Regions from separate parts of the Homo sapiens genome. Here regions 1 and 2 are each linked to region 3. A link is a contact called in ENCODE Hi-C or POLR2A ChIA-PET data. All regions are on one chromosome and are shown on one strand. The core of a region is the stretch at or near the end of the contact, and the rest is flanking DNA. Distances in the headings are between cores, read along the strand shown. Region 1 overlaps LOC105370777 (a long non-coding RNA gene). Region 2 overlaps LOC105370777 (a long non-coding RNA gene). Region 3 overlaps LOC105370777 (a long non-coding RNA gene).

Region 1 (3,834 bases), core at 629-3,128, 240 kb after region 3:
CAGCTGCCAACAAAAGGCTTTTACCTCCCCTCAGTGAGTGATGATACAGTCGAGTCACCATAGAGCCACTGCTGCTAGGAAGTGGCTGAGTACTAGAAACCAGTCACAGACTGTTTACCAACCAGACAAGTAGAACTGAGAATATAATCTTTGTACCATACATAATTCTCTCTAATGAGCCAATGCCCTGAGGTTAAATAGAATTTACTCAACCCAATTAAACTGGCCAGGGTCAGGGGATCATTAGGAATTTGGGCCCTTCATATTTCAGCAATGAATCATAAATCATTTAAAGTTTCATTTATAAGGATGAAATTCTTCAATCAAAGGGTTAACATTTTTACTTGTAGAAACTTTCAGGTTACCTCTCAATATTTTTTTTACTCTTTATTTTTCTCTTCTCTGGGATTTAAAAAATATAATTTGGAGCTTTCTTCCAGATCTCTCAGCTGCTCTTTTCATTTTTAAACCTCTTTATCTGCTATCCCAGTCATTCCTTTAGTTTTATCTTCAGTTCATAATTTTCCCTTCCACTGTGTCAACCAGCGATGGGACAAGGGTAAGACAAGCAAGGTACTCAGAGTGTACAATGTAAGAAGTCACTCACTCTTGGGCATGCGCTAGTTCAGGGTTGGCAGCGACAGTGAGTGCCTTCTTACATTTTGCACCCTGGATACCTTCCTTGCCTCACCCTAGACTGGCCCAGATGTCTAGTCTACAGTTCACCTTATCACTTGCAATTTCTATTTCAATGACTACACTTTTCACTTCCAAGGTTTCTATATTTTAATCCCTATCTATTCTTAAGAATTCTTTGTTCCCCTTCCCTCTTTTACTTATTTGATGATTCAAGAATCCTTATTTTAACATTTAATATTGCACCATTATGTCTGGTTCTTCATGCATGGACTCCACAGATTCTTGGGTCTGTTGACTATCCTCATGCCAGAAAATATTCTTGTGTGCTTTGTAATTTTTCTTGAAAGCTTACCTTGTTTGGGAGGGAATTTGTTTGTTTTGTTTCTTTTTGGTAGACTCCTCTCCCTGTCAAGTAGCTTTTGGGTTGGTTGCCTTACTCTGGTAGTACTCCAGGTTTGTGTCCCCAAGCCAAGATGTAGTGTCTTATTCCCAGCCAAAGCTCATAGTGTCACATTGAGGCTGATGGCTGCATGCGGCAGGGCCTGGCTCCAATTCCTGTGCAGATGTCTCTTCTCTCTCCCAGAACCACAAGCAATCAGGTCCAATGATCAGTAGTTAGTGGAGTTTTTTCATGTTCAATTTACTGTTAGAAGCTGTGAATACTGATTTCGGCTTTCTCTGAGAAGTCCATCACACGTGTTCTGCCTTTTGTGGAATAAGCAATGCCTTCATCAGCAAATGGTCTTAGAAGCTGTCTCCAATATTTTTGTGTCTCTGTGTGTGTGTGTGTGTGTGTGTGTGTGTGTGTGTGTGTATACGCTTAGTATATGTGTATATATATGTCCTGTGTGTGTATACACATTTAGTATGTGTGTGTGGATATGTTCTGTGTGTTTCTTATGAGCTAATTGCCTTTAGCCTCTGTTCACTACTATAGGTTTCTGTTCCAGATCATGAATTAATGAATAAAATTAGAATTCAGGAGTCCAGTAGATAAGCAGGGCAAAGAGAAAGTTCTTTCCTACAGCAGAATTCCACCTAAAAACTATAGAAGGATGGCAGGGTTGAAAGATCATTCATAGATGCTAAACCCAGCAGATAACGTTTTATGAGAAACAGGATATTTACACAGCATCCAAGTATTTCCCCCACAAATTACTTATTAATTACCAGGGGAAGATAGTAACTTTGCAGTGGAGAAAACTGGCAGACACCACCTAAAGCACATGATCAAAGTCAACATCACCAGTAATGGGACACACTGACATCATGTGTGTCCCGATGTGCCAAGAAAGACATAACATCATTTTAATGGCATTTTCACCAAAAATGTATAACCTGAATCTAATCCAGACAAAATGCTAGACAAAACCAAATTGAGAAGCATTCTACAGAATACTCTGTACTCTTTTAAAATGTCAAGATCAAGAAAGACTGAGGAAATATTCTACAATAAAAGAGACTAAAGAGACACAACAACTAACTGCCCTATGTATCCTGGATTGAAACCTGGCTGAGAAAAAGTAGCTATAAAGAGCATTATTGGGACAATTGACAGAATTTGAATATGGACTGTGGGTTAAATAATAATACTATGTCAATACTATGCCCATGTTCAATTTCTTGATTCTGATATTTGTATTTTGGTTATGTAAGAAGCAGCCCTTGTTCTTAGAAAATAAATACTGAAATATTTAGGGGAAAGTACACTATGTCTCCAACTTACTCTCAAGTGATACAGACAAATTAGAGGGTAAACATCGGCTCTTAGGGGATAGAAATTTCTTAGATACAATGGTTTGTGGCTCCCCAAAAGGCCACACTACACAAACAGATACACGATATGTCTGTGGTCTTAAACTTCCATGGGGTAATTAGGGAAAAAAAGGTCTAAAATGCCTCCTTGAGGGAACAATAATGAAAAAAAAAGATTGAAAAACACATGCAGAGAAAGAGAACAAAATCAAATGAAATGGTGATAACCTGGGGGGAGGAAGAGTATATAGGAATTTCCTCTTTTAAGTTTGACATTTTTCAAATTAAAAAGGTACAAGAAAATTAAAAACTAACCCCTAAAAGTTAAAAAGTTGCTACACTATTATGCAAGATTAGGAGCTCAATATTATTTAGAAGCAAAGCATCAACAGAAAAACATACTAGCCAAGGAAACATCCACATAGTCATGTACATGTTTTTCATTGTTGCTTCTCTAGAACACATTATGCGTGTGTGTGTGTATGTGTGTGTCTGTCATTCATGTGGCTTTGTGACTCATGTATGCTGGGTCCTCTCACTGTTTGAGGACAGCAGTGGCTCACTTGGACCATTTACTTAACTTAGGAGACCACTTTATATGGAAGATGGAGACATTTAGTTTCATGAAGGACGGAACAAAACAAAAGTTTTGAATAACGGCAGGTAGGATGTAGGTTAAAATGCAAAATGAATGCTTTAAGAATATAAGCATCGGGAGTAGAAGTTACTGAGTTGGCTATAAAATATTCTCTCAAAGACATTTTAAAGATATTTTAACCAGGCCGGGCATGATGGCTCATGCCTGTAATCCCAGCACTTTGGAGGATGAGGCGGGCAGATCACGAGGTCAGGGGTTTGAGACCAGCCTGGCCAACATAGTAAAACTCCGTCTCCACTAAATAAAAAAAAAAAAATTAGCCAGTTGTGGTGGCAGACACCTGGAATCCCAGCTATTAGGGAGGCTGAGGCAGGAGAATCACTTGAATCCGGGAGGCAGAGGTTGCAGTGAGCCAAGATAGCACCACTACACTCCAGCCTGGATGACAGAGTGAGACTCCGTCTCAAAAAAAAAAAGATAGTTTAACCACTAGATTCACATCTGTAAGAGGACAATTCAAGGGCCAGGAGACAAATGAGAAGAGTTTCATTCATTTATTGACGCTTTCAGTGTGCTAGGCACTGTTGGCTCAAAGCTGGGCAAGACACGACCTCTATCTATAGTGAACTTGCCAACTAGCAGAAAGATTATTTTAAGATTTATCTGTCAGTATCAATATTGTCATCTTATTTCACAGTCTTGGTCTTTATGACTTTTCTCTAACATTTAACCATTACCCTAACTGCTGTCATCATAATTAACATGTAAATATTTCTCAGTGCCATTGTCACTGTACAGCTACCTTCGCAAAATATTTTCTAACCACTAGTGACAGCACAATA
Region 2 (3,924 bases), core at 779-3,278, 150 kb after region 3:
CCTCCAAGACACTGGTGTTTAATAATTTCATGGAAATTTTTTCAGCAGGCTATAAATTCCCAGAATGGGGAGACTTATGTCTGACATTATGTTCTATACCTTGTCCACTCCCCTGATTATAGAGACATAATATTCAGTATATGAGTACAAGTCCTTAAACACTCAGTTTGAACTGTCATGAGGATCTAGCAAATCTGTTTTCAGAAAGGACCTGGGGAAGCCCCTCAGCCTGGTGATCTTTCTCCTGCTTCCTGAAAACCCAGCACTCTTCATACCTATCCTATCCTGGCTTGGCTGTAGACTGAGTGGACGGTCTTTCCTCCAGAGGAACTTCTATGAGAGTCCAACAGACAACCAGATTCCAGAATCATATGGAGAAACCAGGTGACTGGGCTAAGAGGGGACCCTCAGTGTGACAATGGCAAGAGATGTTTATCCAGAGGACCAGGCCAAACAATTCCATCTAGTTATCTAGTTTTCTGTGACTCTTGGGTAGTAGTGAGCTATTATATCATGATGGGAATGACAGGAAGAACAGGGAGAAAAATAATATTAATTATAGCAGGCTGAGATTATTCTACATAGCAAACCACAGTTCTGTCCTCTACTGGAAAATTAGCTGTACTTCATGGTTGCCCCAGCTGAGGTGCTGTGGCTAAAAGAAGACTGTCTGAGAAAATGATGAAAGGCACAGTCTGACCTTTGCTCCTTGGAATGTTATTATTGTCCAAATAAACGATGCATATGTTATCAGAGCATCTTTTCTACCAGGTCAGTAGATGTTCTTCCTATGCCTATGCTATTACCCCTAAAGTGGACTAAGGTAGCAATGCATGGACCAGATCTGAGAATACAATTACTGAATACCCTTAAACACTAGTCAACCGAATATTGTAAGCAGAGGTGGAAATGACAACTGTGATTCTTCACTGTCATTACTGGCATGAAGAAGGTCCAGTCTCCTTCTCAGGACCACTGAAGTTCACAGGTCTAGGGAATACTGCTTGTACTGCAGTCTCAGGAATTCTACCCCATGGCATTTCCAGTGTGCAGCCTGCCTGTCATTTGCAGCTGCCCCAATCCTTCTATTTCCAACTGTCATTTATTCTTTCCAATGAATATAGAAACATGCCTGACAAACTTACGCACTATGAGAAAACTTAGAGCAGGGACTGAGTCTTGGAAAAAAGTTAAATGTTTTTCTTTTAAATAGATCTGAATATAATATCTTCCAGGATCACACATCCTAAAATAACTGTGATTCTTTTCTTTAAAAAGCAAACAAACAATATGCCCCTCCAATTAAAAGAAAATTCTAAAATGGAATTGCCAAAATTCTGGATGAGACATTCTTCCCTTTTACCTCTCTCATGCCGGGAAATTCTTTCTGCTTGCTAACCCCCGAATACCATCCGCGATTAGAAATAGAGGAGAACTCCATCGAGCACTGTGTTTCAGGTTCTCAACAAATATCTGGGGCTCTCAGACTGCCTGCCAGGCACCTTGCTAGGCACCAGATCCATAAAACTGGTTCTCACTTCTCTACCCATTTCTCCTTAAAAAGAAAAAAACTCAAAAGTTGGTTTGTGGAGGTTTGGGGTCCAACAACTATTTATGCAAAATATTTGCCGATTTTCACCAGCTTTCTATCCATGGCCTAAAGGAAGCTGAAACAGCTTAGAGGCTGAAGAAATGAACCACAGAGCTTGAAACAGAGGCAATCAAGTCATCTCAAACAGCGGGACTAGGAAATCTAAGTCAAGTCTGAAGAGAAAGGTAGTGAAAGACTTACCATTTTTCTTTTTCTTTTTCAAAAGAAGTCAATGGCCATTCAGTGTTTAAATGAGAACAAAGACTACAGGGGGGAAAAATTAAGGTAAATATTTGTAATAATGTGTCATTGCATTTTACATAATGGGCCAGCAGTCTTTGAAATGTGACGACATCCATATCTACAGTTTTATTTGTTTTTTCTTATTTGCTCTCCTGAGGCAAGTCTCTTTTAGGCTGTCAGCCACCAAAGCAGCTAGCAAATACAAGGACACTGAAAGGCATTCTGCCAACACGACCTCAGAAGTATTTACAGACTGCAATGGAGACCATGATATAATTCAGTTTCTGCATGGCTATACTCTTTGCCAATTAATATTCTAATGTATCCTTTGAGGATGTGGTAAATGTTGGTTTAAGATAAAACAGCAAAGACAAATATTAGTGTGCCACATAAAGGTATTACTTGCCATGAGAGCACTGTTTCTTAGTACAGACTACCTGGATTGCACAACCAGAGATTCTGGTCTCACTGGACCAGAGTGTACAGCCTGGGTACCAGGATTTTCAAATAGCCTCGTCCACCTAGTGATTCTAATAAGCAGCTATGATTGAGAAACACTGTACTCGTCAATTACCAGAATGTTTTGTATTCTATTTGGAACACAACTAAAATTTGACCTGATGAACTCGTGCAAAATATTAAAAGCTGAACCTGCAGAGGCCAGATGCAGTGGCTCATGCCTGTAATCTTACCACGTTGGGAGGCTGAGTCAGGCAGATCGCTTGAACCCAGGGGTTCAAGACCAGCCTAGGCTACATGGTGAAACTTCATCTCTATTAAAAATACAAAAATTAGCCAGGCATGGTGATATGCACCTGTAGTCCCAGCTACTCAGGAGGCTAAGGTGGGAGAATGGCTTGAACCTCCAGAGGCAAAGGTTGCAGTGAGCTATGATCGTGCCACTGTACTCCAGTTTGGGTGACAGAATGAGACCCTGTCTCAAAAACAAACAACAAACAAAAAAGGCTGAAACTGCAGAGAAATAGGGAGAGGACTATGGAAATATTATAGAAAGATAAATAGCTGAAGAAGTAATGTCACCGCCACACACCCTAACCTGATATTTGAGGAAAAGAGACGAAACACACAAGTAACAAAAACAAAAGGTGAAGCTTGGTTAGTCCAATCCTTGATGCCCAGAAAAAAATCTTACAGGAGACCAGAAGATAAGGGCCAACAAAAGCTGAACAGAAGTTCAGTGAAAATCAGTAAGGTCTTTAGGATAGTCTAGTTCTGCCTCATTTTCCTGAGGCAGCAGTGGGAAGCAGCTGGCCCTCCTGCCCCTCTCCCCAGCCCCTCCAGGCCTGCATGCTATCCTTGGGGACCCTAGGCCTCTGCTGGGATTTCCCTCTGCTGTGGGGATTTCCATGCTGGCCTAGAGGCCCGCGGCAAGTAGCCCAGTTGCTAGAGCCTGGAGGCAGGTGAGCAGGGTGGTAGAAGGTGAGGGAGTGATGTCAGAGAAGCCTCTCAACAGACAGCATCAGCTTCCTGACGCTTAGAAGACCCCTTGTTTCTTCCATCTCTTCAGAGCCAGGGCCATCAGGTGGCCCATAAACTCCTTTTTCACATGCAAGCTGAGAAGGCTGTGAGCCAGCCACATGGCAGGGGGTTGAGAGGCCATCACCCTGCGTGTTCACCGCCTCTCCTCGCTGCTGCTGGAAGGAAAGGGCTTTGCCTCCAGTTAAGGGAACATGAGGTCCTCATAAAGGTTTCAGAGAGTTGGAGCAGAGATGGAGGGGCTGATAACTTGTCTCTGTCCCTAATATCTGACAGAAACAAAGAGCAAGGAATACAACACTTACTATTTAACATTTAATTTAGGATGGCACCAATTTCCATTAAGTGAAGCATCAAGGAAAAATGCTGATATTGATAGTCTTCTAGGATCCTTAATCATTCTCATAATTTTAAAAAAATCTAAAGATTTTCTGAGCTAGATATGGTAGTAATTATAATTTTTGTAGTATATATCATGTGTATTACAAAAAGATACATATAAATATGTATAAAATATGATATATTTTCTGTAAATTCTTTATCCTAGTATTTAATTCCCATGACACAATAATTATGCATATTATTAAACCTGT
Region 3 (4,035 bases), core at 1,034-3,533:
TATAGCATCCCACTCTGGGCCCATGGTTCTACCCGTGAACATGGATGTGCTCTTTGATCAGATCTACTCTTCTTTCTGTGTGCTTCAGCCATGGACATTCATGGCAAAGGAATTATTCTCTTTGCTAAAACAGAGATGCCCAGCTATACCCTATGAGAGCGGGTAATGGGTCAGCCATATACATCATGCTGCCACTAATGAGGAAAGAATCTCCCTCTCAGGAATAATTCTCTTGCGTCCAGACCCCAGAGAAGGCAAATACTTCATCCTCTCACTCCCATTTCAGAAATCATACTTTCTAACATACTGTCTGAGGAGGTACTTTATGAGGCTCCCAAACAATTTTTTTCGAGGGTGGTAAAGTTTGCAGAGAAATTGTATTCCAGGTGGGGCTCTTTGTAAGAGATGTGTACCTGGAGCTTAGTTTCATTTTATATACACATCATCCCGACTTCATCCTACTTACTACAATCTCAGTTTTTCAATTTCGTAAGAAACAGCCTACCATGGGAGAAAGAAAACTTAGAGTTTCAGGACCTGGGGGAGTTCTAGGCCTACCTCTTATTTGCTCTGTGTTTCTGGTGAAATTTCTTAAACTCTCAGGCCCATTCTCTATCTGCCTGTAACACTTTTACAGCCCCAGGTAAGTTCTGTGTGAAGTTTACACGTATATTCTTATGATTAGAGCCTCCCAAAGTGTGTGAGCTGGGGCAGTAGCATGTGGGAATATATGGTTGGAAAGATAAAGGGTGGCTACATAGATAGTCTGATTAAGATTAGCCTATTAAAGGAAAGCTCTACAAGATTAGGAAGGTATGCTTATGGCTTTAAACAGACCACTACTCAGGAAGCCACCAAATGGTATCAAATGTTGTACAGCATATTACTTGATCCTGGTCCCATCTAATGGGCAAAGAAGCTCAGAGGTTGGAGGAAAATGATTTAAGAAAGAAAGAACCGAGATTGTTATGTAAAGACATAGAGGCAGCTATGAAGTATGGGGGCCATTCTGCTGAGGAAATTTCAATGGAGTTATAACTCAGAGAGAGTCTTTCTTTTTACTCATACTTTATTCAATTAACAAGTATTTTTGAAGCACCCTTTGTATGTCTAGCACTGTTAGGTAGTGTGTAGGATATGGAGAGAATAAAAGATGTGGTCCTTTTCCCCCAAACTGATGAAATCTGGCTGCTGTTTTAAGATACCACATCCGTAACAATAAAGAAAAAAGCAATATATAATAAAGTGCATGTAGTAAATAAAACGAAAGGCACTAAGAAAGACATTTAATATAAAACAGTGTCTTCTTGGCCGGGCGCGGTGGCTCACGCCTGTAATCCCGGCACTTTGGGAGGCCGAGGCAGGTGGATCACAAGGTCAGGAGATCGAGACTATCCTGGCTAAGACGGTGAAACCCCGTATCTACTAAAAATACAAAAAAAAAAATTAGCTGGGCGTGGTGGCGGGTGCCTGTAGTCCCAGCTACTCAGGAGGCTGAGGTAGGAGAATGGCATGAACCCGGGAGGTGGAGCTTGCAGTGAGCCGAGATCACACCAGTGCACTCCAGCCTGGGCGACAGTGCGAGACTCCGTCAAAAAAAAAAAAAAAAAAAAAAAAAAAAAGTCTTCTTAATGGGCAGTGAAAAAAAGAGGATAACATAATAGTAGATAATGTTTATTGAACACTTACTGTGTAACAGGATCTTACATACACTACATTAAATCCTCATAATAATCTTAAGATGAAGAAAGTGAGGCAAAGGGAAGTTAGGTAACTTTACCAATGTCATACAGCTATTGAGTGGCAGAGACAGGAACAAAAATAATGAAGTCTAAAAAAGAGATCCATGTGGGCAGTCAAGAAACTTGAGATTTGCTGAAGATGGTGCTTGAGAGGTACCTGATGTTTAGTTTCATTCTACAGTCACATCATCTAGATTTAACAGAGTATAAGTTACTATAGGTCATCTTGTATTCCTTGAATCAGGTACTCGCTAGTCAGTGAATGGTTACTTGTCAAAAGGAAATGAGCTGAATAAAATGAGCTGGGGAGAGGTAGGGAGAGAAACATCGAAGTAATCACAGAAAGTGGAATGGCAGAAGTAGAAGTGGGAATAAGGATAACTCTGCCTTCATCCCCAGGGCAAGTCCTAGATTACATCCAGGAAGAAGTCCAGGGGCACAATTTAGCTTTGTGATACTACCTTGGAGATGGCAGAGCTGGAGCATGGACCAGGGCTCAATTCCCATAACTAAGACAGGAGCATGCTGATGTTTCATATTGACACTGTGAACAACAGACATCCTCTGACTTGGTGACTCGTCTTTGCTCTGCAAATACATATGCTACTGTAATTGCTAAAAAATTACTTTGGACTCGCAGTTCAAATGGCTAAGTAATGTGGCCTCAGGTTTTTCCCAGGAACTCTTGCCATGTTTAAACAAACCCCAAGAATGACTGGGTAACACCCTGAGAATTGGCACTCGGTGGTACGCCAACAGCTTGGCTATCCGGAACGCTTCTGTCTGACTGCTTTTCCAAATTCAGTGTCTCCCAATCCAACCACGAAATGGCTGAGAAAAATGCCTCCATCCATCTTTTCCAGGGCATTCACCTCTTCCACTTCCTCACATGACCCTTTCCTACTTCAGCTGCTTTAGTTGGACTGTTTTTCCTTCCTCACCCTCCCACTCACTTCACAGAGCCGGTTTTAGTTTCTATCTAGTGAACACCGCAGTGAAGGAAAGCCAACATTTTTTTCAATCAGGAGAGTGAAGAGTGGAACTAGCCATCAGGACAAACTTACTTCATCTAGCAAATGTTCATCTGCTATTTTAACATCTTAGTTAGATCATATGGCCGCGGCAGCCAAAGTCCACAGGGCAACAGGCTGTACTGATACAATTAGCCTATGTACCTTCCCATTCCTGGAAGTGCTTTTCCTTGATTATCCTTGAATATCAACAGTTCTTAATTTCCAAAGACAGGACATATAACCTAACTCCCAAATCCCACAAAGAGAAGAAAAACCTGGCTCCCATCCACTCCTATGTTCCCAGCAACAGTCCCATAGACTCTACTTCTTCACAGTTTCGCTGAACAGTTACACTGAACTTTTCCACCACTTATACACTTGGTTGGAGCCAACATGTGTTCCTCCCGTATCATGTTTTTAGTAATTAGAAAGTAATTCTCTGAAGCAGAGAATGCTCTGGTTTGCCAAGAACAAGCTCTGTTGATGACTTCTGAGTGCTGCAAAGGGTTTTGCTGTGGGCTCCATTACAAAAATAATCACTTCGCTGACTACAGAGTCAATTTACTCCCTCAACGTGGGCCACCATTTGCCTAGCATTCTCCTAAAAGAATTTCCCTTTGAAAACTGGAATTTTGTAAACAGTTCATAGTCAGATCCAAGTTAGCTAGAGGTAATGAAGGTCTTTATTACCACTTTTAAATATCAAATGTTGGAATCAATGAAGTAGAATGAGCTCATTATTACTCACCAGATGGTATGAGGAGTCATGAAAGATAATCAAACATTCTTTAGTTTGACAAACAGTGGGTTTCCCAGCCCCCTAAATAGTCTTTTCTCCATTCTAGATATTAGGGTAAGCATATGATTATTGTCAATGTATACAGGTAACCAGTGCTGGATTCACACAGAACTATGAAATCAGCAAAGCTGACCTTCACTGTGTCTCCCATCCTGAATGTATTTTCCAGCTTTATAGTTTCCCTTCAACTTTCATTTTGAGATGCCTTTATTCTAAGGCTTCTCTATAAAATATAGGAGAGTGTTAATGGCTGAAACATTATTTTTTTTTCAAATCTATTTTTATGGTATTCTTTTTTTAAATTTTATTATTATTATACTTTAAGTTTTAGGGTGCATGTGCACAATGTGCAAGTTTGTTACATATGTATACATGTGCCATGTTGGTGTGCTGCACCCATTAACGCGTCATTTAGCATTAGGTATATCTCCTGATGCTATCCCTCCCCTCTCCCCCTACCCCACAACAGTCCCCGGTGTGT

Evidence for each region. Hi-C counts contacts between places; a loop is a spot of excess contacts on that map. ChIA-PET counts read pairs that join two places held with the same protein, here RNA polymerase II (POLR2A). Pooled maps may share reads with other maps.
Region 1: a map of HepG2 shows a loop between it and region 3 (2.2-fold over the local background). The contact joins two enhancer-like sites. A Hi-C loop is called at or near these places in 2 of 168 maps with a recorded cell type or tissue (HepG2 and endothelial cell of umbilical vein) and 1 of 50 pooled maps. POLR2A ChIA-PET finds 5 or more read pairs at or near these places in 5 of 52 experiments (CD8-positive, alpha-beta memory T cell, PC-9, WTC11 and 2 more).
Region 2: a map of Caco-2 shows a loop between it and region 3 (4-fold over the local background). The contact joins two enhancer-like sites. A Hi-C loop is called at or near these places in 6 of 168 maps with a recorded cell type or tissue (Caco-2, HepG2, PC-3 and 2 more) and 1 of 50 pooled maps. POLR2A ChIA-PET finds 5 or more read pairs at or near these places in 1 of 52 experiments (BJ).

The regions. Positions count from the first base shown.
Region 1 is chr15:39,358,798-39,362,631 of GRCh38, forward strand. The region is part of intron 1 of LOC105370777 (a long non-coding RNA gene); the gene reads right to left. Among named protein-coding and RNA genes, the nearest start is that of LINC02915, 110 kb to the left of the region's middle. Within about 2 kb of position 1,879, at least 2 of the 41 ENCODE cell types and tissues checked have a DNase peak (open chromatin) inside an H3K27ac peak, as active enhancers do; they include endothelial cell of umbilical vein, where a contact is called at or near this core.
Region 2 is chr15:39,272,048-39,275,971 of GRCh38, forward strand. The region is part of intron 1 of LOC105370777 (a long non-coding RNA gene); the gene reads right to left. Among named protein-coding and RNA genes, the nearest start is that of LINC02915, 23 kb to the left of the region's middle. RefSeq lists enhancers at 2,819-3,320, 3,321-3,820. Within about 2 kb of position 2,029, at least 4 of the 41 ENCODE cell types and tissues checked have a DNase peak (open chromatin) inside an H3K27ac peak, as active enhancers do; they include endothelial cell of umbilical vein, where a contact is called at or near this core.
Region 3 is chr15:39,121,946-39,125,980 of GRCh38, forward strand. All of the region lies in intron 1 of LOC105370777 (a long non-coding RNA gene), which reads right to left. Among named protein-coding and RNA genes, the nearest start is that of LINC02915, 130 kb to the right of the region's middle. Within about 2 kb of position 2,284, at least 5 of the 41 ENCODE cell types and tissues checked have a DNase peak (open chromatin) inside an H3K27ac peak, as active enhancers do; they include endothelial cell of umbilical vein, where a contact is called at or near this core.